2 separate regions of the Homo sapiens genome follow, and region 2 is linked to region 1. Evidence: chromatin loops called from intact Hi-C (ENCODE). Cell type or tissue: A673. All regions are shown on one strand. Links, peaks and the distances in the headings refer to the core of each region. The heading gives the core; the rest is flanking DNA.

Evidence for each region. A loop is a pair of places that touch in the nucleus more often than their neighbours do. Peaks named below come from ENCODE experiments on the same cell type or tissue, not always from the same donor. Only the 100,000 strongest peaks of a DNase experiment are listed, where the experiment ranks them.
Region 2: a loop joins it to region 1, with 7 times the contacts of the local background. A loop is called at or near these places in 28 of 110 quality-filtered maps.

What each region holds. Positions count from the first base shown.
Region 1 is chr5:135,722,430-135,737,350 of GRCh38, forward strand. It overlaps a transcript of SLC25A48 not described here. Among named protein-coding and RNA genes, the nearest start is that of MIR5692C1, 73 kb to the right of the region's middle. RefSeq lists enhancers at 10,172-10,956, 12,449-12,948. In A673, for the core only: a CTCF peak has its summit at 7,254 (motif pointing left); no DNase peak of the experiment used is centred there; H3K27ac peaks cover 495 bases.
Region 2 is chr5:135,553,377-135,568,297 of GRCh38, forward strand. No RefSeq gene overlaps it. Among named protein-coding and RNA genes, the nearest start is that of CXCL14, 18 kb to the right of the region's middle. RefSeq lists an enhancer at 11,792-12,312. In A673, for the core only: a CTCF peak has its summit at 7,602 (motif pointing right); DNase peaks (open chromatin) are centred at 6,165 and 7,625; H3K27me3 peaks cover 912 bases.

The DNA of each region.
Region 1 (14,921 bases), core at 2,972-10,971:
GCAAAAGGTATTTGCCTGCGATTTTTATTTTCTTTCTCTTTTCAGACACCTTGCCACGTGTTTACATTTTTTATTATGGTGAACAGGCAGGAACATGGTGTGGAACTGAATCTCATTCTGTCATCTACTGTGATGTGTGGCCTTGAATCTTAGGCAAGTTACTAGTCTCTTCGGAGACTGTTTCCTCACTGCTGAAAGGGAATTACTAATGGTGCTTTCTTTACAGTATTATGAGGGTTGAATTGAATAACGCATGTAAAGCTTTCAGAACAGTGTCAGGCCTGTAGTGAGGTCTCATGATTGAAACAACAGCAGCAATGACCTCATCATTGTCCGGACAGTTAGGGGATCTTAGAGGGTGCTCTGGAATGCCAGCCTTGTCCTCCTTGTCCCTGGTGTCCGGTCAGGTTGACCTCAGCTCAGCTGTGATGGGCTCAGGCTTTTCATCTCATTTAGCTTTTCCCAGGCAGAGTCCATAGGCCATCTAGAGGGAATGAAGCGCTCCATGCTGGCTGCCCATGAGGGGGTCACCCCCAGATAGGGCCAGACTACATGGCCTGATGTTCCTGCATGACCGCTTTGCTCACCACAGAGCCCCTGCCCCTCTTTGGAGAGGCCCGCATGGCTAGGTATCTTCTTGCTGAGGAAGGAGCCAGCCCCTGTGCACCCATACCTGAGGGCTCAAAGCTTCCTGACACAAGAGGCTTCTAGCAAGCTCAATTCCAAAGTCTGGCGCCCCAGACTATGTATTTGCTCTTAAGTCTTTTTAACTCCCCAGTGCACTGACAAGCTTGAAGACAAAGCCCAACAATGGGTTTTCATTGGCGAATCAATTCACTATTCTTTCAGCTACTAGAAATTTGCAAAAATCCCCATTCAATGGGAGCTGAAACTATTCTGAATGGTATCCAGTGGAAGGGAGTCTGTCTCTCACTCTCTCTCTCTCTCTCTCACACACACACACACACACACACACACACACACAATGGGGAGGGGGACAGCTCTAGGGACGTCTGAGGTACATGCATTCCCCTGCAATCCCTTTTCTCTTTTTTTATTTAAAAAAGGCACAAACCATAGTATGACAACTGCAGTCCTCTTTTTTTTTTCACTAAAAAAAAAAAAAAGACACAAAACCACACTGTAAAACCATAACAGAAATGTTGCTTTAATCACTCCTAATCCCATCACTGAAGCAAATCAACTGTTTTTAATCTTCCCTTCCAGGGCCTGCCTGTAAGCAGACATGTTTCTAAACAACTGTAATCATAACACAGTTTTGCATTCTGTTTCTCCCTTATATCTTAACCCTTGCCCTGCAGTCTTCATAGGCATCGTTTTTAATGGCTCACTCAATTCCATCAAGTGGGGCTTCTGGAATTTACTTATCAGCCGCCTAGCTGACTAGTACATCATTTCCTGGAAGAGCCCACATTAGCTGAGAAACAAACATCTAGGTGATTTCTATAATTTCTCAATGCTATTGAGCTCTAGAAATACCTGGCCTTAAAAAGCTTCCTTGGGAAAGATACATTATTGACCCAAGACTGGAGGTCTTCTCTACTTATTTAAATAAGTGTCTTTGTTTTCTAAGGAGGCTCAAGCCCAGATCCCTTGCACACATGGTTTTGTCTTTTTCAGCAGCACAACCAGAGACTGTCCTTTTCAATGGCTTTTCTCAACGGGAATTCAATTTGTTCTCCATTATCATCACCACCATCATCATGATCATTTTTCTAAGAGCTGCCATTTATTGAGCGTTTTCCCTGTGCCAGGCACTCTAAATATTATTTTTGCATCATTATTTTGTTTAATGCCATTAGTTGCCACTGTTATTGTCCTCAGTTACAAATGAGGAAACTGAGGCTCAAGATGTTGAAGTGGCTTGTTCAAAGTCTAATGGCTCTTAAATGTCAGAGGCTGCCTGCCTCATCTCATCCCATACCTCCTTGGAGCCCCCTCAGGTAGGCGTGAGCCCCTGCGCCACCCAGCTCCTCGAGTGAGGGCCTTTCCTGCAGGGTAGAGTTTGGTCTAAAGCTCGCAAGATGGGCTGCTAAGCCCAAGGTGCCTTCCCCACAGTGCGTCTCTCTTTGGGTAGAAAAGCCAGCCTTCCTCCACCCCACAGGAACCCTGGACAGGACAGTGTGTGCCTGGCTGACATGGGGACTTAGAGGCCTGTGTCTGGCAGAAGTTGGGGCCCAGAGACAGGAAAAGCCTTGCCTAAGGTCACAGGGTGAGTCATTGGCCCTGATAGGCTATAACCTTGGTCTCTTGACCTATGACCAGGGTTCTGTTCTCCTCGTTGGGAGATGATTTCAACAGACTGCATTTGAAATGGAAGGAGAGGCTTTAGAGTTGGCCAATAGCTCTGCCCTTGGAACAGGCTGGTGCCATCATGTAACCAGACAGCCCATGGCAGAAACTGGAAAGAAGGCAGTGACTGGTGCCCAGTGTGGTGAACAGAGGTGGAGAAACAGCACAGACTCGGGTGTGTGAGGAACACAGAACAGGGCCCAGCCCAGCCTTGGCTACTGGCCTGCCTGGTCAGGCTTATCACAAGAGCTCCTGCCAAAGGGATTTCCTAAAAGGAAAAGGCTTTTTGCTCTTTTGAGTCTTCCACAAGTAGTAAAAATCCTGAGAGGGACCTTCGTGATGACCATACCTTTCCTGGGCAGAAGCAGAGACTGCTACAGGAACAGAGACAGCTTTTGCTACTGATTCTTTCAACAGGTATTTATTGAAGCTTTCTGTGTCAGATAATGGGGTTAACTGAGGGAATAAGACAGACAAGCTTTCTATCTTTATGAAACATCTATCTTAGCACGGATCATAAGCTAGTCAACAAGCAAGATACTTCCTGAAGACAAGTGATGTGAAGGAGACAGTCTAGGAGGTGTGGAAGAGACTGTGACTGGAGTGGGGGCTGGTGGAGTGGTCAGGGATGGCCCTTCTGAGGAAGTGCAGATCTGGGGCAGAGCACTCAGGCAGGGGAAACAGCACGTGCAAAGGCCCTGAGGTGGGAAACAGCTAGGCAAGTTTCAGGAACAGAAAGGAGGCTGAAGGGACAGATTTTATTCTAGGTTCAGCATTAGTGCCATTTAGAGTAAGAGGATTCCTAACCTGCATCTCTCAAATGGCCTCCCTCTCCTTCCTCAAGTTACCTGTTTGGGCTGTATTCCTCCTTTGCCTCTATAGTCATTACTGTTTCCCTCTCGTGGGCTCCTGTGTTGGCACACAGCAGTCAGAGGTGTTAGCTGTAGCTCTAGGGCAAGCAGTAACTGTTCTAAATGTCATGCTCCCTCCAAACTTTCAGACCTCTCCGTCTGATGGCATGTTTACATCTCAGATAGCTGTGTCCTCATCAGAGGCAGTTAACAGATCAAAATAGCATTTCTTGGACCTTGCAAAGTGACAAATCATGTTATGTTTACCTTAGGAACGCTAGGGTTTTCAAAAAAAAAAACTCCACTGTGGTTATTTAATTGGAGAAAGCTACCCTTGTTAATGGCTCTTAGTTAAACACACCATTAATGCCAGGGGAGACAGCACTGACAAGCTGCGCCTACTTATTGGCTGGTTGCTGATGGACACTGACAGACTCGAGGATCTCCCCGTGAAGAGACAGTGTAACTGTTGTGGGGTTGATCCAGGTGTGCACCACACTTACGACTATAGCCAGAGTCTGGCCCTACCAGGCCAGCAGTGCCTGAGTGCACACTGGAGGCCTCTGATGAAGCCCCAGCAGTGTAGCAGCAGGGCCATGTCTGCCAGTTTTCTGGGGACAGTCTCATGCTATGTCCTTTTTATTTTAATTAAGCTTTTAATTTTGAGATCATTGTAGGTTCACATGCAGTTGTAAGAAGTAATACAGAATCTACGTACCCTTTACCCAGTTTCTTCCAATGGTAACATCTTGCAAAAGTATAGTACAATATCACAATCAGAATATTGACCTCCATACAGTCAAATGGAGACATTTCCATTTCCATAATCACAAGGATCCCTCATGTTGCCCTTTTTGGCCTCACCTACCTCCCTCTTGCCTCCATTCCTTCTTAACCATTTGCAGCCATGAAACTGTTCTCCATGTCTGTAATTTTGTCATTTCACGAATGTTGCATAAATGGAATCCTGTGGTATGTAACTCTTTGGATTGGCTTTTCTTACTCAGCGTAATGCTCTGGAACTCCATCCAGGTTGTTGCATGTGTCAATAGTGTGTTCCTTTTTATTGCTGAGTAGCACTCCATGGTGTGCGTGTACCACAGTCTGTTTAACCGTTCACCCACTGAAGGACATCTGGGTTATGTCCAGTTTTTGGCTACTATGAATAAAGTTGCTATAAATATTCATGTACATATTTTGGTGTGAACATCTTCATTTCTCTAGAATAAATGCCCAGAAGTGCAGTTGCTGGGTTCTCTGGTAGTTGCATATTTGGTTTTTTGAGAAACTGTTTCCCAGAGTGGTTGTCCTATTTTATATTTTCACCAGCAATGTATGAGTGATCCAGTTTCTATAGATCCTCGGCAGCATTTGGTGTCACTATTTTCAGTTTTAGCCTTTCTGACAGGTGTGTAGTGATATCTCTTTGTGATTTTAATTTGCATTTCCCCAATGGCTAAAGACGTTGAACATCTTTTCATGTGTGTATTGGTCATCTGTATATCCTCTTTGGAGAAATGGGTCTTCTTGTCTTTTGTCCATTTTTAAATTGAATTTTTTTTTACTGTTTTTTACATATATAGCCACAGGCTATATATATATATATATATACGTGTGTATAGTAAAAATAATATAGATATATATGTATGTGTGATAGTAAAAAAAACACTCTAAAATACATATATATGTATGTACACACACACAGAGTCTAAATTCTAGTCTTTTGTCAGATATGTGGTTTGCAAATATTTTCTCCTGCTCTATAGCTTGCTTTTTAATCCTCCTAGCAGGGTCTTTTTCGGAGCAAAAGTTTTTAATTTTGATGAAGTCCAATTTATCAGTTTTTCCTTTTAATGATCGTGCTTTTGATGTCAAGTTGAAGGACTCTGCCTAACCCTAGGAAAGATTTTCTCCTATTTTTTTTTCTAAAAGTTTTATAGTGTTTCGTTTTACACTTAGGTTTATGAGCCATTTTTAGTTAATTTACATATAAAGAGTGAGATTTGGGTCAAGGGTTTTTTTGGCTCATATATTGTCAATTGTTCCAACATCATTTATTGAAAAGACTATCTTCTCTCTGTTGATCTGTGTTTGTAGTTTTATCAAAAGTCAGTTGGACATATTTGTGTGAGTCCCATTTTTGGGTTCCCTTTTCTATTTCATTGTGTGTCTCTCGGCCAATACCACAGTCTTGATTGCTGTAGCTATAAAAGTAAGTCTTGAAATCAGGGAGAGTGATTCTTTCCATTTTATTTTAGCAATTCCAGTTTCTTGTTTCTTTGCCGTTCCAAATTTTAGAATAATCTTGCCTATATCTACAAAATAATTTGCTGGGATTTTGATAGAAATTTTGTGTTCTGTCTTTTAAGGGAACGTGGCTGGCCGTGCACGGTGGCTCACACCTGTAAACCCAGCACTTTGGGAGGCCGAGGCAGGTGGATCACCTGAGGTCAGGAGTTTTGAGACCAGCCTGGCCAACCTGGTGAAACCCCATCTCTACTAAAATACAACAATTAGCTGGGCATGGTGGTGGGCGCCTGTAGTCCTAGCTACTCAGGAGGCTGAGGCACGAGAATAAGTGGAACCCAGGAGGCGGAGGTTGCAGTGGGCTGAGATCGCGCCACTGCACTCCAGCGTGGGTGACAGATCGAGACTCTGTCTCAAAAAAAAAAAAAAAAATGTGGCTTTCTATAGTTAGCATGTATTTTGTATTTTTAATAGGTTGAACATTTAAAATAGCAAAAAAGAACTAAAAACATCTGTAAATCTATCACAGTGTATACAACCTATATAGACTGCTTTATAATCATCTTTCACCCAACAATATAAGTGAATATGATGACCCTTTTTCCGTGGTGATAGTTGTAATTTTAAATCATTTCATACTATTCTCTTATGTGGATACAGCATCATTTATATGGCTAATCCCTCACTGTTGCATACTTAAGGGTGTTTCTTTTTTAAATTTCTTGTTTGTGTATTTAATTTTTCCTGTCATAGACAAGCTGTGATAAATATCTTAAAACTATGTCTCTGAAAACATACTCAATTACTTCCTCAGGAAAAACTTATTTGAGTGAAATTGCTGGTGCCTTCTTGATTCTTCTGTTTTTCTGATGTCAGATGAAGATCCAGTTCTTTGAAGTGAAACTAGCATTTAGTTATCAGCTCAGGCCACTTTCTACCTCTGACTTGCCTTTCACCTCAGTTTCATCCTCTTGGAATTTCCCCTGAACACATACACAAATACACACACACACACACACACACACACACACACACACACACACATACACACACACCCCAAGGCTTGGATAGAGGAGTTAAAACAGATGAGAGCTCCACATTCTCTAAACTCTCTGTTGTTAACATCTTCTTTGAGGCTCTTCCTGTAGTTCAGAGCTCTGTGTCCTACTGCTAACCCCAGATGCAAAACAGATGCGAAACGGGTCCTGTGCTTTATTCCTTTTAGAAGATTTCCCCATACCCCTTCCATGTGCCTAGTAATTCTCTGGGGGCCGCTCTTCCTTTCTGAAAGGAGGTACATGGGGACTTCTGGGGCCCTACTGTAGAGCTTTGACTCCCATTGTCACTTAGGCCCTCTCCACACCCTGAGTAGCATGTGACTATTTTAAGAAAATTCCTTAAGGCCTTCAAAGAGTAATAGGATAGTTTTCTGGGAAGCTTGTTAAAATTCTTGAATATGTTCAAGGGATTTACATTTTCAAAGAGAGAATGTTTTGTTTGATGTTGAGGAAAGATTTTTTTTTTTTTGGTCCCTGGGAATTTAAATAATTTGCTTGACTTTCTAGTGGAAAGACCGCAGTGTTCTTAGATTCTGAATGTGGCATTTGTTAGAATCCTCCATGATTGATTGCAGGGAAAATGTGTGTAAATGATTTTGCAATACATTTTTAAACCAAGGGTCATCTGTAAGTTGTCAGCCTAAAAAAGTGGCATCTTGCTTGCATAAGTAAATTTTATTTCTTGGAAGGAGACAGTTGCTTAAAATGAGAAATATCAGTTTTAAATGATCATTAATGATGACCCCATGGATACCTTCCAGAAGAAATGGAATCAGTCTACCCCCTTGTGGATAGCTCAGAAAGTTCCTCATTTTCCTCACTAAAAGTTACATGTGAGAGTTCTGAGGGAACCACAGGCTATATGAGTTTCCTTCTCATCTAAAAGTAATAGGAAGTACATTTTATATAAAATTTGTGTTAAAGTAACTAGACATATCTTTGTAATAGCTAATTGGCCTTGTGACTGGTATTTTTAAATAACACAGTAAAAATAAATAAAAGGGGTGATGTTATACATTCATTATATGTAATATATATTATGTAGTGGTTCCTGTCTCACGTGCTCAGAGCAATGGGCAACTTCATCAGGTAAATCACTCTTCATGTCCCTGCCCAGAGCTCATAAACTGACAGGTGTAAGGTATATAAAGAGGTTGCAGGCAAGAAGCTTTGGGGCTCAGACCGAAGAGGTGATAAATAAAAATCACCATGATTTTGGGGGAGATTACTAGAGTCCAAGTGCTATTCTTTTTCTTTATGACTATTCTCTAAATTAATTCCTATAACAAACCTCTGCTGTTACTGTTCCAATTTGATATGGTTTGGCTGTGTCTCCACCCAAATATCATCTTGAATTCCCACATGTTATGGGAGGGACTTGGTGGAAGGTAGTTGACTCATGGGGGCCAAGTCTTTCCCATGCTGTTCTCATGATAGTGAATAAGTCTCACAAGATCTGATGGTTTTAAAAAGAGGCATTCCCCTGCACAAGCTCTCTCATTTTTTGCCTGCCGCCACCCACTTAGGATGTGACTTGTTCCTCCTTGCCTTCTGCCATGATTGTGAAGATTCCCCAGCCACACAGACCTGTAAGTCCAATTAAACCTCTTTCTTTTATAAATTGCTCAGTCTTGGGTATGTCTTAATCAGCACCATGAAAACGAACTAATACAGATTTTGGTACTAGTAGAGTGGAGTGCTGCTGAAAAGATACCTGAAAATGTGGAAGCAACTTTGGAACTGGGTAACAGGCAGAGGTTGGAGTAGTTTGGAGAGCTCAGAAGAAGACAGGAAAATGTGGGAAAGTTTGAAACTTCCTAGAGACTTGTTGAATGGCCTTAACCAAAATGCTGATAATGATATGGACAAGAAATCCAGGCTGAGGTGGTCTTAGATGGAGATGAGGAACTTGTTGGGTACTGGAGCAAAGGTGACATGTGCCTAGAAGGTGAGTATCATTATCTCTGGTTTACAGAGGAGGAAACTGAGGTTCAGAGGGGACCAGTTCAATAAGTGGGGAACAGAGCTGGGACATAAACTGAGATCTTCCGGCCCCAACCAGGGCTCTTTCCAGTATGCCACAGGGCCTGCTGTGGAGTTTCACTCATGTCCATGTGAAGAGACCACAAAACAGGCTTTGTGTGAGCAACAAGGCTGTTTATTTCACCTGGGTGCAGGTGGGCTGAGTCCGAAAAGAGAGTCAGTGAAGGGAGATAGGGGTGGGGCCATTTTATAGGATTTGGGTAGGTAATGGAAAATTACAGTCAAAGGGGGTTGTTCTCTGGCTGGTAGGGGTGGGGGTCATAAGGTGCTCAATGGGGGAGATTTTGAGCCAGAAGGAATTTCACAAGGCAGTGTCATCAGTTAAGGCAGGAACAGGCCATTCTCACTTCTTTTGTGATTCTTCAGTTACTTCAGGCCATCTGGATGTATACCTGCAGGTCACAGGGGATATGATGGCTTAGCTTGGGCTCAGAGGCATGACATTCCTGTCTTCTTATATTAATAAGAAAAATAAAACAAAATAGTGGTAAAGTGTTGGGGCAGCGAAAATTTTTGGGGGTGCTATGGAGAGATAATGGGCAATGTTTCTTGGGGCTGCTTCAAGCGGTATTAGGGGTGACGTGGGAACCCAGAGTGGGAGAGATTAAGCTGAAGGAAGATTTTGTGGTAAGGGCAATATTGTGGGGTTGTTAAAAGGAGCATTTGTCATATAGAATGATTGGTGATGGCCTGGATGCTGTTTTGTATGAATTGAGAGACTAAATGGAAGACACAAGGTCCAAATAAGAGAAGGAGAAAAACAGATATTAAAGGACTAAGAATTGGGAGGGCCCAGGCCATCCAATTAGAGAGTGCCCAAGGAGGTTCAGCATGGCCCTGCCAGCAAAGATTATTTATTTACTTTAAGAGGGAGTTAAGAGTGGCTGTTTGGGGATAGCACCAGGAGATATCAGCTGTGATGGCCTGGAGAAACAGTGTAAACCAGCAGTGTAAACAAGAGTAGGGCATTTATGAGTAGTTGAGTACGGTGAATAGGAGTATGACTAGACAGAAGATAGTAGAGATGACAAGTTTTTGGGGTGCAGTCCAAGTTGGGCTGGTGTCTGGAATAAGACTGGGGCCTAATAAAAAGGAGTGTCCATACAGGAGCTCAAATGGGCTGTACCCTGTAGCATTCCAAGGACAGGCCCGAATTTTGAGAAGGGCAAGTGGTAAAAGTATTGTCCAGTCCTTTTTAAGTTGGTGGCTGAGCTTGGTGAGGTGTGTTTTTAAAAGACCATTAGTCCATTCTACCTTTCCTGAAGATTGAGGACCGTAAGGGGTGTGAAGGTTTCACTGAATACCAACAGCCTGAGAAACTGCTTGGGTGATTTGACTAATAAAGGCCGGCCCATTATTGGACTGTATAGAGGTGGGAAGGCCAAACCGAGGAATTATGTCTGACAAAAGGGAAGAAATGACCACGGTGGCCTTCTGAGGCCCTGTGGGAAATGCCTCTACCTATCCAGTGATAGTGTCTACCCAGACCAGAGGTATTTTAGTTTCCTGACCCAAGGCATGTGAGTAAAGTCAATTTGCCAGTCCTGGGCAGGGGCAAATCCCCGAGCTTGATGTGTAGGGAATGGAGGGAGGCCTGAAAAATCCCTGAGGAGTAGTAGAATAGCAGATGGAACACTGAGAAGTGATTTCCTTAAGGATAGATTTCCACGATGGAAAGGAAATGAGAGGTTCTAAGAGGTGGGCTAGCAGCTTGTAACCTACATGGAAGAGGTTATGAAATGATGACAGAATAGAAGGGGCCTGTGAGGCTGCGAGGAGATATTTTCCTTGGTGCAAGAACCATTTGCCTTATGTGGGAAGAGATTGATAGGTGGAAGTTTCAGTGGGGGAGTAGGTGGGAGTGGCCAGATGAGAAGGAGAAAAACTGCCGTGAGGGATAGAAGTTGGAAAGCTAGCTGCTTTTTTAGCTACCTTATCAGCATAAGCATTGTCTTGAGCGATGGGATCTGATGCCTTTTGATGGCTCTTGCAGTGAATGACTCCAGCTTCCTTTGGAAGTAAAGTGGCTTTGAGAAGAGTTTTTATTAAAGAGGCATTAATGATGGAGGACCCATGCATAGTGAGGAAATTTCTTTCTGCCCATATAACAGCATGGTGGTGCAGAATATGGAAGGCATATTTAGAGTCAGTATAAATATTGACACATAGTCCTTTTGCAAGGGCGAGGGCTCGAGTTAAGGCAATGAGTTTGGCTTGTTGAGAGGTAATGGAGGGGGGCAGAGCAGTAGCCTCAATGATAGGTGTGGAAGATACTATAGCATAGCCTGCCTTTGCCGGTGAGTGGCGATTAGGCCTGGTGGAGCTGCCATCAATAAACCAAATGTGATCAGGGTGAGAAACAGTAAAGAAGGAAATGTGGGGAAATGGGGTGAACGTCAGGTGGACCAGAGAGATATAGTCATGGGGGTCAGGTGTGGTATCTGGAATAATGTGGGAGGCCGGATTGAAGTCCGGGCCTGGAACAATGGTAATTGTGGGAGATTCAACAAAGAGTGAGTATAGCTGAAGAAGCTGGGGAGTAGAAAGTATATGCATCAGGTGGGAGGAAGAAAATAGATTTTGGAAGTTATGAGAACTGTAGAGAGTGAGTTGAGCATAGTTTGTGATTTTGAGGGCCTCTAAAAGTATTAAGGCAGCGGCAGCCGCCACATGCAGACATGAGGGCTAGGCTAAAACAGTAAGGTCAAGTTGTTTGGATAAAAAGGCTACAGGGTGCAGTCCCAGCTCTTGTCTAAGAACTCTGACCACACAGCCCTGCACTTCGGCTGTGTGTAATGAAAAGGTTGGGATGATTTAGGGAGAGCTAGTGTGGGAGCAGCTTTTAGGGCTGTTTTTTAAGGAATGGAAAGGGGAGTGGGGAAAGGATTTAGGATTTATGGGGTCAGCTAGGTTTATCTAGGACAGAATGGGTTGTGGAGGGAGGTATTGAGGATAGAGGAGAGTATATGGGTTTGGCACCCTGGGGTGGATAGGTAAAACAATTTGGTTGATAAGGCGCAGATCCTGAACTAACCGGTAAGGCTTTTCTGGTTTTAGGACAGGTAAAATGGGGGAATTGTAAGGAGAGATTTTAGGCTCTAAAAGGCCATGGTGTAACAGGCGAATGATAACAGGCTTCAATCCCTTTAAAGCCTATTGTGGGATGGGATACTGGCATTGAGCGGGGTAAGGGTGATTAGGTTTTAATGGGATAGTAATGGGCATGTGATCGGTTGCCAGGGAGGGAGTGGAGGTGTCCCATACTTGTGGGTTAAGGTGGGGGGATACGAGAGGAAGATGCAAAGGAGGCTTTGGGTTGGGAAGAAGGGTGGCAATGAGGTGTGGCTCTAGCCTAGGAATAGTCAGGGAAGCAGATAATTTAGTTAAAATGTCTTGGCCTAATAAGGAACTGGGCAGGTGGGGATAACTAAAAAAGACTTCATAAAAGAATGTTGTCCAAGTTGGCACCAGAGTGGGGGAGTTTTAAGGGGTTTTGAAGCTTGGCTGTCAATACCCGCAACAGTTATGGAGGCAAAGGAAACAGGCCTTTGAAAAGAAGGTAATGTGGAGTTGGTAGCCTCCCTATTTATTAAGAAGGGGAAGGGGCCGGGTGCGGTGGCTCACACCTATAATCCCAGCACTTTGGGAGGCTGAGGCGGGTGGATCACGAGGTCAGGAGATCGAGACCACAGTGAAACCCCGTCTCTACTAAAAATACAAAAAAAATTAGCCGGGCGCAGAGGCAGGTGCCTGTAGTCCCAGCTACTCAGGAGGCTGAGGCAGGAGAGTGGCGTGAACCTGGGAGGCGGAGCTTGCAGTGAGCTGAGATCGTGCCACTGCACTCCAGCCTGGGCGACAGAGCAAGACTGCATCTCAAAACAAAAAAAAAAAAAAAGAAGAAGAAGAAGGGGACGGACTTAACCTCCACTGTAAGAGTTACCCAAAGCATCTGTGATGGTCCAGGAAGCTTCTGAGGCAATTGGGCAGCGTCAGCCTTCAGCCGCTAAGCCGAGAAGATCTGGGAAGGAGTCAGTCAGAGAGCCTTGGGCCAGAGTTCCAGGGGCTCTGGGAGTGGCTGCCAGGCGAGTTAGAAAGTCCGATTTCCAGTGGGGTCCCGCACAGATGGGACACGGCTTAGGAGGAATCCCAGGCTGAGGGCATTCCTTGGCCCAGTGGCCAGATTTCCAGCACTTGAAGCAAGTTCCTTGGGGAGGGGGTCCTGGAGCAATGCCTGGCCGCTGCGGTTTAGGTGTTTGGAAGTTCTTGTGTGCTGGAGATGTAGCTGGGATTTTGTCTCACGGTGGAGGCAAGTAATTGTAACTTTTCTCTATTATTGTACAACTTGAAGGTGAGGTTGATTAATTCCTGTTGTGGGGTTTGAGGGCCGGATTCTAATTTTTGAAGTTTTTTTCTAATGTCAGGAGCTGACTGGGTGATAAAATGCATATTTAGAATGAGACAGTCAGAAAGCCTGGGCCTTCAAGGTCTAGGGCTGTAAAGCATCTCAGGGTTGCTGCCAAATGAGCCATGAACTGGGCTGAGTTTTCGTCTTTACCTTGGGTAGTTTCTTTAAGCTTGTCATAATTAACAGCTTTGTAAGCTGCCTTTTTAAATCCTTCAACTAGGCAGGAAACCATGTAATCTCACCTAGCTATACTTGGGGAATCTGCCTGATAGTTCCATTGGGGATCCTCTCGGGGAACTGCGCTAATGCCTTCCTGGAGGTCTGGTTCATGGAGCCAGCGGTTGTCAGTGTGAGATTGGGCCAGAGAAAAAATTTCCTGTGAATCTGGGGAGAGGGTAGAAGTTAGGATGACATTTAAGTCACTCCAGGTTAAATTGTAGGACAGAGTTAGATATTGGAATTCCTGTATATATTCAGTAGGGTCTGAGTGCTGACTGATCTGAGAGAGGTCTGAAAGAGAAAAAGGCACATGTACCCTGACTGTGCCTTCAGCTCCAGCCACTCTCTAAGAGGAAATTGTTGGGCAGCTGGAGAAGAGCTAGTCTTGGATCCAAACTGTAAGACAGACTGGGTGTGAGGATGGGAGGTGATCGAAGGATTATAGGGTGGAGGAGCGGAGGCTGAGGAAGAATTGGACCTGGCTCAGCCTGGCGATGAGCAGCCTGGGGAGGAGGGGAGAGGTCGGATGATCTGTAGAAAAGGAAGATTGGAAAGACTCAGCGACACTTGGGGTTGGGACTGAGGGGACAGGCAGGAGGGAAAGAAGGAAGATTTGGGAGGAATCGCATTGGGTACAGAGACTAGGGAGGGAATGAAGTGTGAAAAATGCCTGGATGTAAGGCATCTCAGACCATTTGCCCATTTTTCGACAAAAATTATCTAGGTCTTGTAGGATGGTGAAATTGAAAGTGCCGTTTTCTGGCCATTTAGAGCCATTGTCAAGTTTGTATTGGGGCCAAGCGGTGTTGCAGAAGAAAATAAGGCATTTAGGTTTTAGGTCAGGTGTGAGTTGAGGAGGTTTTAAGTTTTTGAGAACACAGGCTAAGGGAGAAGAGGGAGGAATGGAGGGTGGTAGGTTGCCCGTAGTGAAGGAGGCAAGCCCAGAGAAAAGAGAGAGTGGAGACATGGAGAGAAGGATTGGGGAGTGCTTGCCCCTAAGAAAAGCGGAAAAGGGGTAGAGACACAGAGAGAAGGGGTGGGGGGTGCTTGCCCCCAGAAAAGTGGTGCTTGCTGCTATGGGTGAAGGACCAAGGCAGGCATCCCCGTGTGATCAGACACCTCTGAAACATGGGTGAATAATAAAGCAGGCATCCCTGCATGATTAAACACCAAGGGAAGACTGTCTTCCCAAGTCTGTGACCGGTGCCGGAGTTTTGGGTTCACAGATAAAACGCATCTCCTGTCTCTACCAGAAAAGGAAAGGAACTGAAATTAAGAGAAGGGAGAGATTGAAAGATGGCACCAAGACTGAAAGGAGAAAGAGGTTGAGGGATAGTGAGAGAGGGAGGAGAAGAGAATAAAAAGAGGCCGCTTACCCGATTTAAAATTGGTGAGATGTTCCTTGGGCTGGTTGGTCTGAGGACCCGAGGTCGTAGGTGGATCTCTCTCATGGAGTAAAGAGCAGGAGGACAGAGGATTGATCTCCCGAGGGAGGTCCCCTGATCCGAGTCACAGCACCAAATTTCACTCACGTCCGTGTGAAGAGACCACCAAACAGGCTTTGTGTGAGCAACAAGGCTGTTTATTTCACCTTGGTGCAGGCAGGCTGATCCGAAAAGAGAGTCAGTGAAGGGAGATGGGGTGGGGCCGTTTTATAGGATTTGGGTAGGTAGTGGAAAATTACTGTCAAAGGGGGTTGTTCTCTGGCTGGCAGGGGTGGGGGTCACAAGGTGCTCAGTGGGGGAGACTTTGAGCCAGGATGAGCCGGGAGAAGGAATTTCACAA
Region 2 (14,921 bases), core at 2,793-10,792, 170 kb before region 1:
GGTGAGAATGAGTTGGAACTCTGTATCTGTGCAAGTGTCCTGCCGATTACTCAGTAAGTGCTCCATAAAGGGAGGATAGGAGATGCAGCAAGGATGGGCTGCAATTGAAACTTTAACATTATCTCCAGGGATTTAGTGTATAAATAAAAATAACAGGCTGGAGAGAAGCCAGGTATCATACATCTCTGTTTCTAGACCACACCATATTATATTATGAATTAATATTTTTTAAGAGCCTGACAAAATCTCAGAGATCCTGTGGCAAAATCTCATTAGTTTTGCAGGAGTTCAAATCATTTATTTATTTCATGTAGACCAGAGATGTGACATTTTGCTTTGGCATTTTGTCCTCTTGAGGACCTCAGCAGATGGGCATGGCTGTTGTCTGAGGGCCATTGATGGGCTCTCTCCCAACCAGTGGGCCCAGCTGCTGGGGAGCTTCTAGAAGTTGATATGCAGCTATGATCCCAGATGGGACTTGGGCTAAACTTCCTCACCTGGCACAGCACTGAAAAGGAGTGATGGAGGAGGAAGTGAAGGTGTCCCATGAACTTTTAGGTAACGTCTTTATTTGGAGCATTTCCAAGCCCTGCATTCACTCTGGAAATCATTTGCCACTTCCAGGGAGCTGTTTGAGCAGCCACGAGGTGGAGCTCAATGCCTGCCTCCCAAGGGCTCCTCTTCATTCCCGGAAGCCTTTTCCAGACGGGGAGGGTTGGGAGGTGGGTGCAAAAGACTTGGAAAGAAAAGTGCCCAGAGGGCAGCTCACCACCCTCCCTCGCCCCTGTTCCTTGATGGGGATTGTAGAATCTCTGCCTTGAAGGGAAATCTCTTCTTGACACTCAAACCAGACCCCTTCTGCCCTGCCAAGTTAGCAGGGGTTTCCTTTCTTCTTTCTGTCCTTCCTTCCGTAAACTGAAGCTTGAAGTGGGTGCCTCATTCTCAGAGCCGATCTGGGGCAGTGTCCAGCTCCCAAGTCTACAATTTCTCCTAGTGTGAGTTTCTCTTTGTGTTGAGGTGGCTTTGGTATTTTCCTCAATGGATTGCTGCATTGCATGATTCCACGAGGCAGTTTTGTTTTTTTTTTTTTTTTTTTTTTTTTGGCAAATGTTGCTCCCTGAAGTCGTGTAAATATGGCAGTCAGTTATTGTATCCCACCAAATGGAGAACTCTGTACTTAGCAGATACTCTAAATATGTAAAGAAAGAAAATTATTGCTATTAAAAAAGACCTGCTTCCTTTTAAAAAAGAAGTATAAGCACAGGAATAAAAATCAGACATATCAAAAGAAGTATAATTAAAAGAAAGGCCAAGTGCAGTGGCTCACGCCTGTAGTCCCAACACTTTGGGAGCCCAAGGTGAGAGGACTGCTTGAGCCCAGGAGTTCCAGAAAAGAAAGTCTCCCTCTGCTGACTTCAGCTGTCTTCCCTGGAGGCAACCAGTTACTCGGGGGCTCCTCCAGAAATATATGTGCTAGAATGTGCACAGAATTGTGGGTGCTTTTTAAATTCTTAATTTATTTATTTTTGAGGCAGAGTCTCACTTTGTCACCCAGGCCGGAGTGCAATGGCGTGATCTTGGCTCACTGCAACCACTGCCTCCCGGGTTCAAGCCTGTAATCCAGCTACTCCTGCCTCAGCCTCCCAAGTAGCTGGATTACAGGTGCCCGCCACCATACCCAGTTAATTGTTGTATTTTTAGTAGAGATGGGGTTTCACTATGTTGGCCAGGCTGGTTTCAAACTCATGACCTCAGTTGATCCACCTGTCTCAGCCTCCCAAAGTGCTGGGATTACAGGCATGAGCCACCGTGCCTGGCCTTATTAACTTTTTACTTTAGCATGGCACATTTGTTATAATTAATCAATACAAAGACATTATTATTATTATTGTTATTATTTTTGAGGTGGAGTCTTGCTCTGTCACCCAGGCTGGAATGCAGTGGCGAGATCTCGGCTCACTGCAACCTCTGCCTCCTGGGTTCAAGCGATTCTCGTGCCTCAGCCTCCCAAGTAGCTGAGATTACAGGCACCTGCCACCATGCCTAGCTAATTTTTGTAGTTTTAGTAGAGACAGGGTTTTGCCATGTTGGCCAGACTGGTCTCAAACTCCTGACCTCAGGTGATCCGCCCGCCTTGGCCTCCCAAAGTGCTGGGATTACAGGTGTGAGCCACCATGCCCAGCTGAGACATTATTATTAACCAAACTCCATAGTTATTCCAATTTCTTTAGTTGTCACTAATGTCACTTTTCCGTTCCAGGATCCCATCCTGGAACCACATTGTGTTTAGTCATCATGTCTCCTCAGGCTCCTCTTGGCTGTCGAAGTTTCTGGCTTTCTCTGTTTTTGATGACTGTGACAGTTTTGAGGAGTACTGGTCAGGTATTTTGTAGGATGCTAGAAATGGGCATTTTAAATGATAATACATTGTGTCAAACTATCCTAAAGAATGCCTGGACCAACATTACTTTTGGATCTCAGGATTCCCCAGCTGGGTTTTTGTGTACAATCAGTAGGTGACTGGAATAATAAAGAATAGAGTGTGGAGTTCCATTTTATCTGGGGAAATTGGTCAGAGGACATTTATTTGGGAGCAGCCCATCTGGGTGGGTCAACTGAAAGCTTCTTGAAGAGGAGGAGGAACATTTCCTACCTCAACATCAGTCTGACCTACAGACTCATAGATCTTCTCACTAGCTGAGCCCATGCTTTGGAGAAGAGTAGGGGTGCCGGATGTTGGGGCAAAGAGAATTCATCTGGAGCCTGGCAGCTTTGGCTTGACTCCTTACTTTGCCACCTGTTAGATATGTGGTTCTTCAGAGCCTCAGAGCCTTAGGTTCCTCATCTGCAGAATAGGGACAAGTATTCCTATTATCTGGAAAGCTGGAGGGTTTCATGAAATAGTCACATATTTCAGGCTGGGTCTGGCATATTTTAGCAGCTCTAGAAATGATAGTTTTGATGATGATGATGATGATGACATGATGATGATTGGCCCAGAGAGGAATTCCAGGCCCAGAGAAAGCAAGAGATCTTTGCTTTTAGAAGCTGCTTATTCTTCATTGAGCTGGAAACACTCCCTTTCCTATCTGGGAGAGCATATCTGGAGAATGGACTTTTGGGATAAATATGCTCTTTTAGGACAAGTATATTAAACTCACTTCCACTGAGTGGCTTCTTCAGAAACCTGCCTGTATTAGTCTCTTCTCAAGCTGCTAATAAAGACATACCTGAGGAGGGGTAATTTGTACAGAAAAAGAGGTTTAATGGGCTCACAGTTCCGCATGGCTAGGGAGGCCTCACAATCATGGAGGAAGGTGAAGGAGGATCAAAGGCACGTCTTATATGGCAGCAGGCAAGAGAGTATGTGCAGGGGAACTGCCCCTTACAAAACCATCAGATCTCATGAGACCTACCCACTATCATGAGAACAGCAAGGGAAAAACCCACCCCCGTGATTTAATTACCTCCCACCAGGTCCCTCCCACAACACGTGAGGATTATGGGAACTACAATTCAAGATGAGATTTGGGTGAGTACACAGCCAAACCATATCACTGCCTTTCACCTTATTTTTGAGGACTGCAGTTGAGGCTTGTTTGTGAAACTACAACGCGTCGATTTCTTTGATTTCCAGGCACTTGAATTTAAAAAAACTTTCTGAGTGTATTGAATTTTTCCAAAAATGAGCCTTTTGGTGTTCTAAAAAAACCGGCTGATTCTACTAGAATGGGGTAGAAAATGGGAACTGCTCAATTACTCATGAAAATCTTCTGCCAACAGTTTCTGAACTCAAAGGAACAACCATGCGATGTGGAGGAGAAAATGGATCCAACGTTTTTTCCGGGGATTAAAAGTGAGTCGGAAATTGCCAGGACTTGGGAGAAAAAGGCTCTTGTTGAGTTCCCCTTTGAATCACCGAGTCCCTTTCTCTCAGAGTGCTAAGTGTTGAGATGCAGCGTCCTTACTGCCTAGAAACCCAACAAAGACTGGCTTGGTGGCTGCTTTCAGGTTTCAGTTCTATGTAGAATTTTAACCATGAAAAGATACAAAGATTGGTTTCTTCTGAGTCCTTAACTGAACACCACAAAGAGGGACAATTAGAGGGGCACTAGGCTACTGTCTCTCACCAGCTGTGCTGCTGCTGTTTGGAATCTTGGGACCCTAGGAGCCGCATGGGGTACACCATCCCAGCCCCCTCCATTCCCAGTGCTCAGACACACACCACAGACTCAACCCTCCAGGGGTGGCGCTTGCTGGGTGCTGGGGAGGCTGCCTGCTGCAGTGGAGAGAGGATGGATCTTTACTTAGCTTTGTAGGCTGGTGTGTCACTGACTTGTTGGGTGTCCTAATCTGTAAAATGGAATAATAACGCCTGGATTGGAGGCCAATTATTAGGATGAGGTGAGATAATCATGGATACTGTTGGCATAGTGTATGAAGGCAATAACGGTAGCCATTTATATAATATAGTTGTTCTCTCCATTGTGCCCACCCTTGATTTATAGTGCAGATACCCTTCTGCCCATCTTTGAAAGCCCCCTCTCCGCCCACTACCGCAGACCATTCCCAGCTCCCTATACTCTGCTCTGACTGAGCGGGTCTCCATGGTTTCCCCTGTTCATCTGCTGGTTACACATGTGAATAAGGGGCTGGTGCCCCTGACCTTGAGCAAACGTCTCGATCTTCCTTATAAATGGAAAGGGATTGTGACATCTCCCCCCTAGGGATCACTGCAAAGGAAAAATTAGACAGTGGAAACCAAGTACCTAGTACAGGGCCTGGCCCCTGGTAGATGCTGAATAAAACCCCCTTCCGCCGCCTCCCCCTAGAACGTGAGCCAGAAAGGACATCTGAACAGACAAAGCAGCTCCCACAAAGGCCATGCGCTGCCTATACGCATAACTTAGGAGGCTCTCTCAGCAGCTCACCTGGTTTGTGGTGTGCAGCAGAATGGGCATGTGTCTAGAGTTTGCACTCAGACTACTAGGTTCAAATCCTTCGTCTGCCACTTTCATCAAAAAGTTATAAATTTCTCTAAGCCCTAGATTACTCGCCTAAAAAAGGATTGTAAAAAAAACTACCTAACATTTAAATGATTCCAGGATGAAATGTCAGGAAGCATGCAAAACAGCCCATAATCAAAACGCAGCAAATTATTATTGGTGTTCAACAAATATTTGAATAAACATTTCTACAGTTTTCACACGAATAGTTTCACTAGCTACATATACTTAGTAAAATTGTGTGCTATAATATACTTACTTGTATCCTGACCTTTGAGTATTCAGTTTCCTTTTATTTTTATTTATTTATTTTTACCTGTGGTAAATGATGCTTCAGTGAACATCTCCATGCAGCTATCAATTTCTTCCACTGAAAGTCTTCCCTGAGGATAGACTCCTAGAAATGGCATTGTTCACTTAAAGGGCTTATTCAGCAATTCCTGAAGATATTTCTATAATACCACACTGGAAAGAGTTGCTGCAGAGAGATATTTGATAACACAAAACACCCAGAAAGGGTTCTGTTATGCTCAGCAATCACTCCTAATGGAGATCTTCCTTCCACGCTAGCTTTTTATTTTACTCTATTAGGTTCAAATCCATGGCTTTAAACCTTGTTACATTATGTGATTATTTCAATTTTGAATCCATTGGGGGCTGTTATTCATAGGTACTTGTTTTTTAAAGCCTTGTTAATGATAAAGTTGATGTAATTATAAAGTTACTTATTTTTTGCAACGGGGCTTTAACCAGTTTTTCTTTTTTGCCTTTATTTATTAGACTGAGGGGTTTGACTCTAACTTAGGCAAAAACAGAATGAGTTGGCTCCTATAAACTGAGAAGGGCTGTACAAGGCAAAGCGAGATCCAGGGGCTAACCCATGCGGTCTTAATCCCGTCACTCCATTTCTCTGCTCTGATTCCTTCTGTGTGTTGGCTTTGGTCTCAGGCAGGTTTTCTTCACAGGACCTCAAAACAAACTTCTGGTTCTCTGAGTTCAAGTCTTTACGGCTTGGGACCCAAAGAGAAAACAGGCCTGTTTTTCCAGCTTCCATCTAGTAAATCTTGTGAAGTCTCTCACTGGCTTTCTTGGGTCAGGTGTCCATATCTGAGCCAATCAATGTGCTGGGGGAAGGATCCTGGGCTCTGATTGGCCAACCTGGGTCATGTGCACCCAAGTCCTGTGGCTAGCATCAGAGTGCATGGAATCATGATTTACAGCTCCCCTGGGCCTCACGGGGAAGAGAGGGATGCTGGATGAAGAGGAGGGTGAGTTACCGAGCTTCTCTGGACGTCAACGTCCTGTTCTGTGAAACGGAGATTACAGCAGTGCCCACTTCCCAGGCTGGTTGTGCAGGTTACATAAAACAATGTGCTTGTCACTCTACCTGGCATGGAGTAAGTTTCATTAACTGTTAGTTTTGAGGACAGCCACAATAGTCATACCTACTAGGGTTAAGTAAATCTGATTAATATAAAGGCATTTTACCTGGGCATGGTTGCCCTGTAGCCCTGTAGCTTTTGAAATGGGAGGAGAGTCACCAAGTGGCATTCCGAATGTCTTCCTAGAAATGTTGGAAAATCCCTAATCCTCCCTGTGCACTGTGCCTGGCACAAGGCAAGAGCCTCTTTCCCTTCTTTCATTTTTATCTTTTCCTAGTCTTCAGGCCCCTCCTGATCTCTGCCCTGTAGCTACTTTTTTACCCACCTGTAATTATCAGCAGCTACCAATTACCCAGCCACCCAACTGTGGGGAAATAAGGGTAACTGTGGGTTCCTGGGGCTCGATCACTCCCTCCCAGAGGTGCATGCCCAATCAGAGGGTAGCAGGAATGGACGAAATCCTTCCCTCGGGCACCTAAGAAGGTGACTGTTGACTGCATTTTCTACCTTTGAGAGGAGTGCCAGCCTTGAGGGTGATGTGTTGTGTTCTCAGATTCAGTGCAGGGCAGCCCACGTGACTCAGTTGCTCTCACAGTGCAGCAAGATCTAAGATCTAAAATGATCTGTCTCCTCTTCCTATTTTAACATCTCTTAAATCAAAATATGCCTTCTAATAAATGTGCGTATTGTAGGTAGTGGATTACCAGCCCTCCGCAGCCCCACGCCTACCTCCATCTTATATTAAATTGATGCTGCTTCTTACCATCAGTGGTGTCATAAAACAGAAATATAGTAATGTGCATGCTAAGGGACTGTAGGCACTCAGGGACTGTGCTAAGCATTTATGTGCATGATTAGGTTTAGTCCTTCTAACTACCCTACGAGATAGGCCCAGTTATTATCCTCATTTAACTACTAGAGAAACTGAGTCTCCAAGCGGGACTTTGACCAAAGTTGCATGGTTTGTAAATGGCCAAGCCAGGATTCAAACCTAGGCAGCGCTTTCTGATTCTAGAACTGTGCTCTTATCCGATACATTATAGTTTCTTTGTTAGTTCCGAGGGTTAGATTGTGCAGCGAGGAAGCATTCTACTTTGGTTTTTATGATCAATAACTGGGTTAAAAGGGGAAGTCCCTCTGTTCCACCTTGCCTTCCCCTCCTCAGGGCACCCACCTCAGGCGCCAAGCGGCACGCAAGTTGCAAAGGCACCACAAGATGGCGCTTTCGACCTTTCTCCTTAATGTGAGCTCTGGGCCCGGACTGCCTTTCCCTGCACTTCCTGTTAATGCACAGAGATGTGTTTAGTGGAGCTGCTGCTTGACGGTTTTCCGCAGAATTAAAGCCTTGCAGCCTGTTGGAAAAGAAACAGGCCATAGTCGCGGTTGGACGCCATGAGGGGTGTGTGCACGGAAAAGCGGTGCTGTGTGGACAGAAGAACTCTGTTCAGCACCCAGATGGTGGTTGGAAACCAGTGGTGGCGTTTGGTCATTTCACAGTAAGCCTCTTCTCCTTAGGCCGATTCCTCAGTATCAAAAGTTCTATGAGTTCACTCAAGAATCTGTTTGAAAAAGAGTGAGTTAGGAATTTCAGTGTCCCTTCAAGAGCTTTTGAGAAATCTCAAGTCAAAGGCTTCCCGAACCTTCTCCCTCCCACCACACAGCCGCCTGCACGGAGGAAGGCTGCTGTGGGGTGGGGAAGTGGGGGGCACCTTGGGGAGAGTCTACCTGCTGGGCTCAGGGAGGTACCCAGGTGTGGGAGGGACGTAGGACACCCTTCAGGTCAGCTTTCCAATGACTCGGGTGAATGAATGTCACAATTTTAGGGCTGGCATGTCCTGGGTGGGAGGGTCCCAGAACCTTCTGGTCATGTGTGGATGATAACATTTCCTAATGATTCACAGAGTTGAATATATGCTCTAAAAGAAGAACCTGGACATCAGGGCTCAGTTCCAAGAAGCATCCTCCCAGCTTGCTAGCCCCAACTGACCGCTTTCCTTGTTCTCCCTCCTCCCAGCAGTTGTAAAACACCTACTCTGTGCTAGGGACTCACAGGGGCTAGGAATTCTGAGACAAAGTCTATTCACTATTGTTAGGGATCCTACATCCTAGTTGGAGAAACACACATATCTATAACAATGCGGTTTAATGTGTTAATGCTGAGGTGTGGTAAAATAGTGAGGCTCAGACAGGCCTGGGTTGAAATCCTGGCATGGCTCTCTGGTAGCTGGGTATCTTTATGCAAGTGATTGAATCTCCATCAGACTCAGTTTTCTTACGTATAAGACAAGGACGGAAGTATAGATGTCAAAAGGTTGATGTGAAGATTGAATGAGAACTTGGGTAAGGCACCTTGTCCCAAGCTTAACCCAGGGAGATGCACAAGTTTCATTGATCTCCTTACCCTCTAAGAGATTTGCAAACATTTTCAGTACACTGGGTGATAGAATGTGAATTCCAAATACTTCCCAAAGGTTGAAGTGACAGGAAAAAAACTGGTAAGATTAATTGGGGCATATGTAAAGTGGTAGGGCTAGCTTCAAAGGATCAATTACCCCAGCGTAAGATTGGAGTGGAGATACGTGTGGCATGAAACTCTGCTCTTGTGTGATGAGGCCTTGGGGACCTATTAAATGCTTGCTTAATGGATGTGACTTGGTGGCTGAGAACATTAGCAGACTTAGATGGGGTTAATAAAAGTACTGTGTCCAGGACAAAGAAAATGAGCCACAGCCACACAGCAGGTGGTTTGGGAGGGTGACCTGGAAGGCAGGGGCCTGGACACCATCACCTAGAATGGCTGAGAGGACAGCAGGGTTAGCTCAGGAGAAGGTCAGGTATGTCCCAGCATGGCCTCTGCCTTCTGAACATGTCAAGGGCTGGTACCTGAAATAGGCATTGTGCTACCTCTGTGTAGCTCTGAGGATGGAACTCAGGAAGCATCTTTTAGTGTCCTGATTTAATCCTAACACTTTTTAGCATGTGGACTTTTCCAATCATAGAGTGAGCTGCTTTTTGAGCTGTGAGGCTCCTGTTACTGGAGATATCCAAGCCACCTCTGGATGCCCTACCTGGGATTGTCTAAGGCAGGAATTACTCACACAGGGTCCAAGGAGCCATAAGGATGACATCAGGGAAGTCTAAGAATCTCCTGAAATGGTTTGCAAAATATACTGGGCATTTTTTTTTTTCAGGGAAAAGGAATCATAGCATTCATCAGCTTTTCAAGGGGGCCCAGAGTTCAAAAGCAGTTAAAAAATTTACAGCTTCAAAGAAATTTTTCTAGTGGATATAAGGTGGGACTAGATTCTAAGGTATTTCTTCCCCCAGGTTTAAGATTCCTTGGACTGTTAAATACATTTTTTAAGAAACACAAATTTATTATTATTAACTATTATTCACTGTGTGCTTATTATATGCTACACAAAGTGCTAGATATTCTATTTGAATGGTCTCATTTAGTGTCTCAAGAAATTCTTTGAAATTAAGCACTATTATTATTCTTATTTTGGAGGTGATGAAACAGGCATGGAAGTTTGCCCAAGGTCACAGAAGGTTTCAGATTCCTCTCTTGGTAGATACGTTCTTCAAGTTTGGCCTTTTTATGCCTTATAAATGTAATGTTGGCCGGGCACGGTGGCTCAAGCCTGTATGCCAGCACTTTGGGAGGCTGAGGCGGGTGGATCGCTTGAGGTCAGGAGTTCTAGACCAGCCTGGCCATCATGGCGAAACCCCATCTCAACTAAAAATACAAAAATTAGCTGGGTGTGGTGGCATGCACCTGTAATCCCAGCTACTTTGGAGGCTGAGGCAGGAGAATCACTTGAACCTGAGAGGCGGAGGTTGCAGTGAGCTGAGATTGCACCATTGCCCTCCAGCCTGGGTGACAGAGCAAGACTTTGTCTCAGGAAAAAAAAAACACAAACGTAAAGTTAATCCAGGTTGGTTAATCCAGATTTTATAGGATATAAAACTAAAGTTTCTCTTGGACATTTTAAAGGCAGATGATAATAATAATAATAGTAATAATAATAATAACAACTACCATTTATTTACTGCCTACTTTCTGTGTTGAGACATTTATCTCATTTAATACTATAGTTGTAAAGTTGGGACTGGGAGAAATTATTTTATCCACGGGCCCCTAGACTTTGAAGGAGAGGGTTGAGGACAGCTCTGCAGACAGCTGGGGGTGGACATTGGGCTGGGGGTCTGCGCCCCTTTGTGTATCTGTTCCCATGAGAAGCCATTGGAATAGATTTCCAGGGAAGTGCAGAAAACCCCTAGCATCTGGAGTGGGTGGGCATCCAGGTAAGACAGTGGCAACTGGACATTTCCTAAAGTCCCAAGAACGATGCTCTGGCCCTGGGCTAAACACAGAGAGGAAAATTGAGGCGGTAAACCTGAAGGGTTCAGGGGCCACCCCAGAGCTGCCTGGCTCCAGGTGGCTCAGAGAGGCTGTGACACCAGCAGGGACCCCATGGCTGCATCTTAGGTCTGTGCCCTCTCTTTCACCCCAGCTCCTTCAGGCTCAGGGAAAGGAGCAAGTGAGTAGCCTTCTGGTGGGCTAACACTCCAGAGTTAGGGAGTCCTCGGCAAGGTGGGGAGGGAGCTGCGCCTTTGGGTCTGGAAGGATCCCCCAACCTTCTTGGCATGCTTCAGCCTTCTACAGCCTCCTTGAATTGGAATAGGATGTCAAAGGCCCATATCGCATTACCACTCCTCTGAAGTAGCTAATCCCTCACTTAAAGCACATGCCAACCACATTGTCAAGGAAAAGTTTGCCTCAGTCCTCTTGGAAGTGCAGCTGCCTGGCTGACTTTTATTTTCTTGAAACCAGAACCTGATGCTTAAATCGTCTGGGGAATCTCATATGGGCAGACACATGGAGAGAGGGACAGTGTTTTTTATTTAGTTCTTCATTCAACAGATGAGTCTCCAAAATACCTGGTGCCTCCCAGCGAACAATCTGACAACATCAGATCCAGGCTGCAGGGAAGGCAGGCCAGGCTGGAACAGGGGATTTTAGGGTACTCTATGGGGTTAAAGAGTTACCATAACTTCTAAAGGGCCCAAACTCACTTACGAGTTGGTGATCCAAGCGGAGAGGTTGACTGATCATTCCTTAGCCGTCATATATACTTTTCTGCTAGGCCCTGTCAGTGGGGTGATTATACAGTATATCAGCCATACTCGGACTCTTTTGAGAGTGAAAGGGAACATTCTTCATAATTGCATTGGGTCAATTACCATAAACCAGGACTGTCTCAGGCCAACCAGAATATGTGGTCATCCAACCTAGGAGTGTCCAAAACTTTTAACACTGCCCAGGACAATTTAGCTTCTCTAAACCTTAAGTTCTTCATCTGCAAAACAGGACTTATAGTGGAGTTTGGTGAGAAAGAAAGTGCGGTTGTTGCTATTGTGTTGGTTAAACTTTGCTCCCCTCAAAATATGTGGAATCAGCAGGATTGGTACCCTAGTAGCTATAAATGAATTGAAGGGTATGCTTTGTCTCGTACTTTTCTTGGCTTATGACATTTTTTTTGGCTGTACCGATGTGAATACCTAACTCCAGTCTATCTTTGCAGGCCATTATTTCAGGGGAAAAAAGCCTTTGTGATTTAGAAATGATTCTTGTGTGAGCACTGCCTTTAAATAACAATGGGTTGAAAGAAAGAGCTTGTTGCTTCATCATCCCCGTTGCTCTGGGGGAAAAACTTTGAATATTAGATCAGAGTCTCATCTGCATCTAATTAGACATGCCTACCACTCATCCCGGAATATCAACTCTGTCCTCATTGTGAAATGGGGCAGATTATTTGAAATCCAGCTTTGAATTGATTTTTTACCCAACAGAAGATCATTTTGCTTCTAACCAAAGCGTTGAGTTGAACTTGACGACATCATGGTCATTTTGCGTCTTCAGTGTATTTGGTGTTGGGGGAAAACCAACCCTGCTGCTCCTCTACTGAAGTGGAATTTGTGTCTACCAAATGAGAGCTGGAGCAGCCGTTTCACAGCTCCGGGGCTCCCTTTCTGGATCGGGGGGAGAGGCTCTAGAGGAGCATGTGATTTCTGCAGATGTCTGCCTGTAGGAGACAGAACTAGACACCAGCAAAACAAACCTGGCTGAGGCTGGTTGTTCGTGTGGCCCAGGTTAACTGGGTGATTAATCTCCATTTGATAAACAGGGGGTCAGCCCTGAGCCGGAGCATGAGAGCACAGTGGAGCATCCTGTGGGCTGGGGTGGACAGGAACTGTAAGACACTGTGTACTTCAGAGAGCAGACAGTCTCCTTGCAGCCCGACACACGTGGGTTTGAATCCTGTCTCTTCCACCTGCTAGCTGTGTGAACACGAGTGATGTGTTCACCTCACTGAGCCTTGTTTTCCTCATCTGTAAAATGGAGCTTCAATAGAACACCCCCGTTGTGGTCGTTACCAGGATTCAATGAGATAGGGTATGTAAGGCCCTCCACACAGGGTCTGGCTCACAGTAGGTAATAATTACACTAGTCCTTGTCGCTGTCCTCATGCAGCCTCGGGGAACTTGGAAAGCTCTTGGCTGAGACACCCGGACTCTTGGCTGCCCTCTGGTGGTGAGGCTCAGCGCGGACCTGCGTGGAGGAAGCTGGGAAATGTTACTTTGAAAGCAAGAAAATAGCTTAGGGTTTTAGTGCTTTCTTGAAGACCTCCAAGAATATCCATGTAACTTTTCAAAAACAGGAGGAGAAGAAAACACCCCAGGGGCTCTAAAAAGCAGCACGGTGTCTTCCTTGTGTGGAGGTTGAGCAGGAAGGGTTGTGTGGGCTTCTTTGCCTTTGAGGTTCCGGAGGCCCCCATCACGGTGTCCTGGCAGGACAGGCAGAGAGAAGGGAGCTGGGCGAGAGGGGAGTGGGGACTGAGGCTGGGGCTGGGCTCTGTGGACATGCATCTGGGGCATGGCCGATGCTCCCGGGCCTCCTCTAAATCCCCCAGTGTTCTCTACTTCTCTGCCCCTGGTGCTCTGCCGCAGCTAGCCCATCTCATCGCACATGGGCGTGGCGGCCACGGGCCATGTGAGAGCCAGGATGGAATCAGCACCTTTTTTTTTTTTTTCTTGCCTGATAATGACTTGCAATCTGCCATGAGCCTTCCCAGGACTGACAGATGTCTTGATCAGTCTCCTCCTCTGACCCTGGGTGAGACACCCGCTCTTTGGGGCTGCCCCAGAGTCTGCCGTGAGTCCGTCTGGCAGTCAGACCAACAGGCAATTTCAGGCAGCTTCTTTGCCTCCCTGTAGACTGAGTTTCTGGAGGGGCCATCTCCAGCATCCAGCACAGAGCAGATGTTTAATCATGCAACAGTAGCTGGGTGAATGAATGGTTGAACTCTGTCCTTGAGGATAAAGGAGCACAGCCAGTCATACCTCTGTTCCCCATGGTGCCCAGCAGAGTTTTGCACATAGCAGTAGCTCAGGAATGCGTGAAGAAAGCATGTTCTCAGGGATCTCCCTATGATCCTAATATTAATTCAACTGTGTTTGAATACCTCGTAAGTGCTATCATAGATTCTGGGAGGTTTTTACAAAGCAGCATATGACACAGCTCCTGGTTTCTAAGAAGGGCTTCTTCTTAGATGCTCAGGTTCAAATAAAACTGTTAAACTGTAGTGCAGATTATGTAATAATTCAGGACCAAAATGAGTCACCTATATGGATATTAGAGTTGATACTGGAGGCAGGGTTGGCCCCATGGGTTTGTGACATGTGAGTTGCACAGAGCATGTCTGGAAAGGGCCCCATGCTTGGTTTAATGCCCTGCTGTTGCCGTCTAGAAATTCTTAATAATTTTTGAACGGGAGGCCTGCATCTTTTTTTTTTTTTTTTTTTTTTGCACCTAGGCCTGCAAATTATGTAGTCAGTCCAGGATGACCAGGAGAAGCTCTGAGTGGAGTAGATCTGAGAGCGGTCAGGTGAGGTGGAGGAGTTGAACTGCAGGGCTAGGCTGGAGCTCTCTGAGGACATGGCCATGCTGGTGTCAGCCCACTACAGCACCAGGGCCTGCTCAGGACGAGCCTATGGGAAGTCAGGGCAATGGCATTTGGAATCAAAACAAGCCTAACTGTGAGGATGCAGTGGCTCCAGTGGAGGTGGGGCCTGTATGTGGGCCGGGTCTGCCCTGTGTGCAGAGGAGAAGCTTGCTCTTATCCAGGGAAGCCCATGAGAGCCACCAGTGCAGAGCCCGCTCTGAAAGGCCACCTGGCCTTGCTTTGCTGCACTGGGATTACTCTCTTTCCTGGAAGCTGGCAAGTGGACACTTCATAGGGATACTGGGAGGCCCAGAGAAGAGGTACAGGAAACAGGTCTGTAGCCGGGGAGAGAAGATTCTTCCCTGGAGCCTCGCACAGTTCTAGGCGCCTGTGGGTCCTCATTTGGTGTTTGGTGAAGTGTTTGGGCTCAGAGTCTATTCTTAGTGGTCAGGTTAATCCCTGTCTGCGGGAGGAAAGGGCCCAAGCTCTCCCTGGAAGCATAGCCCAGCCTCTGTTGTCCTGGG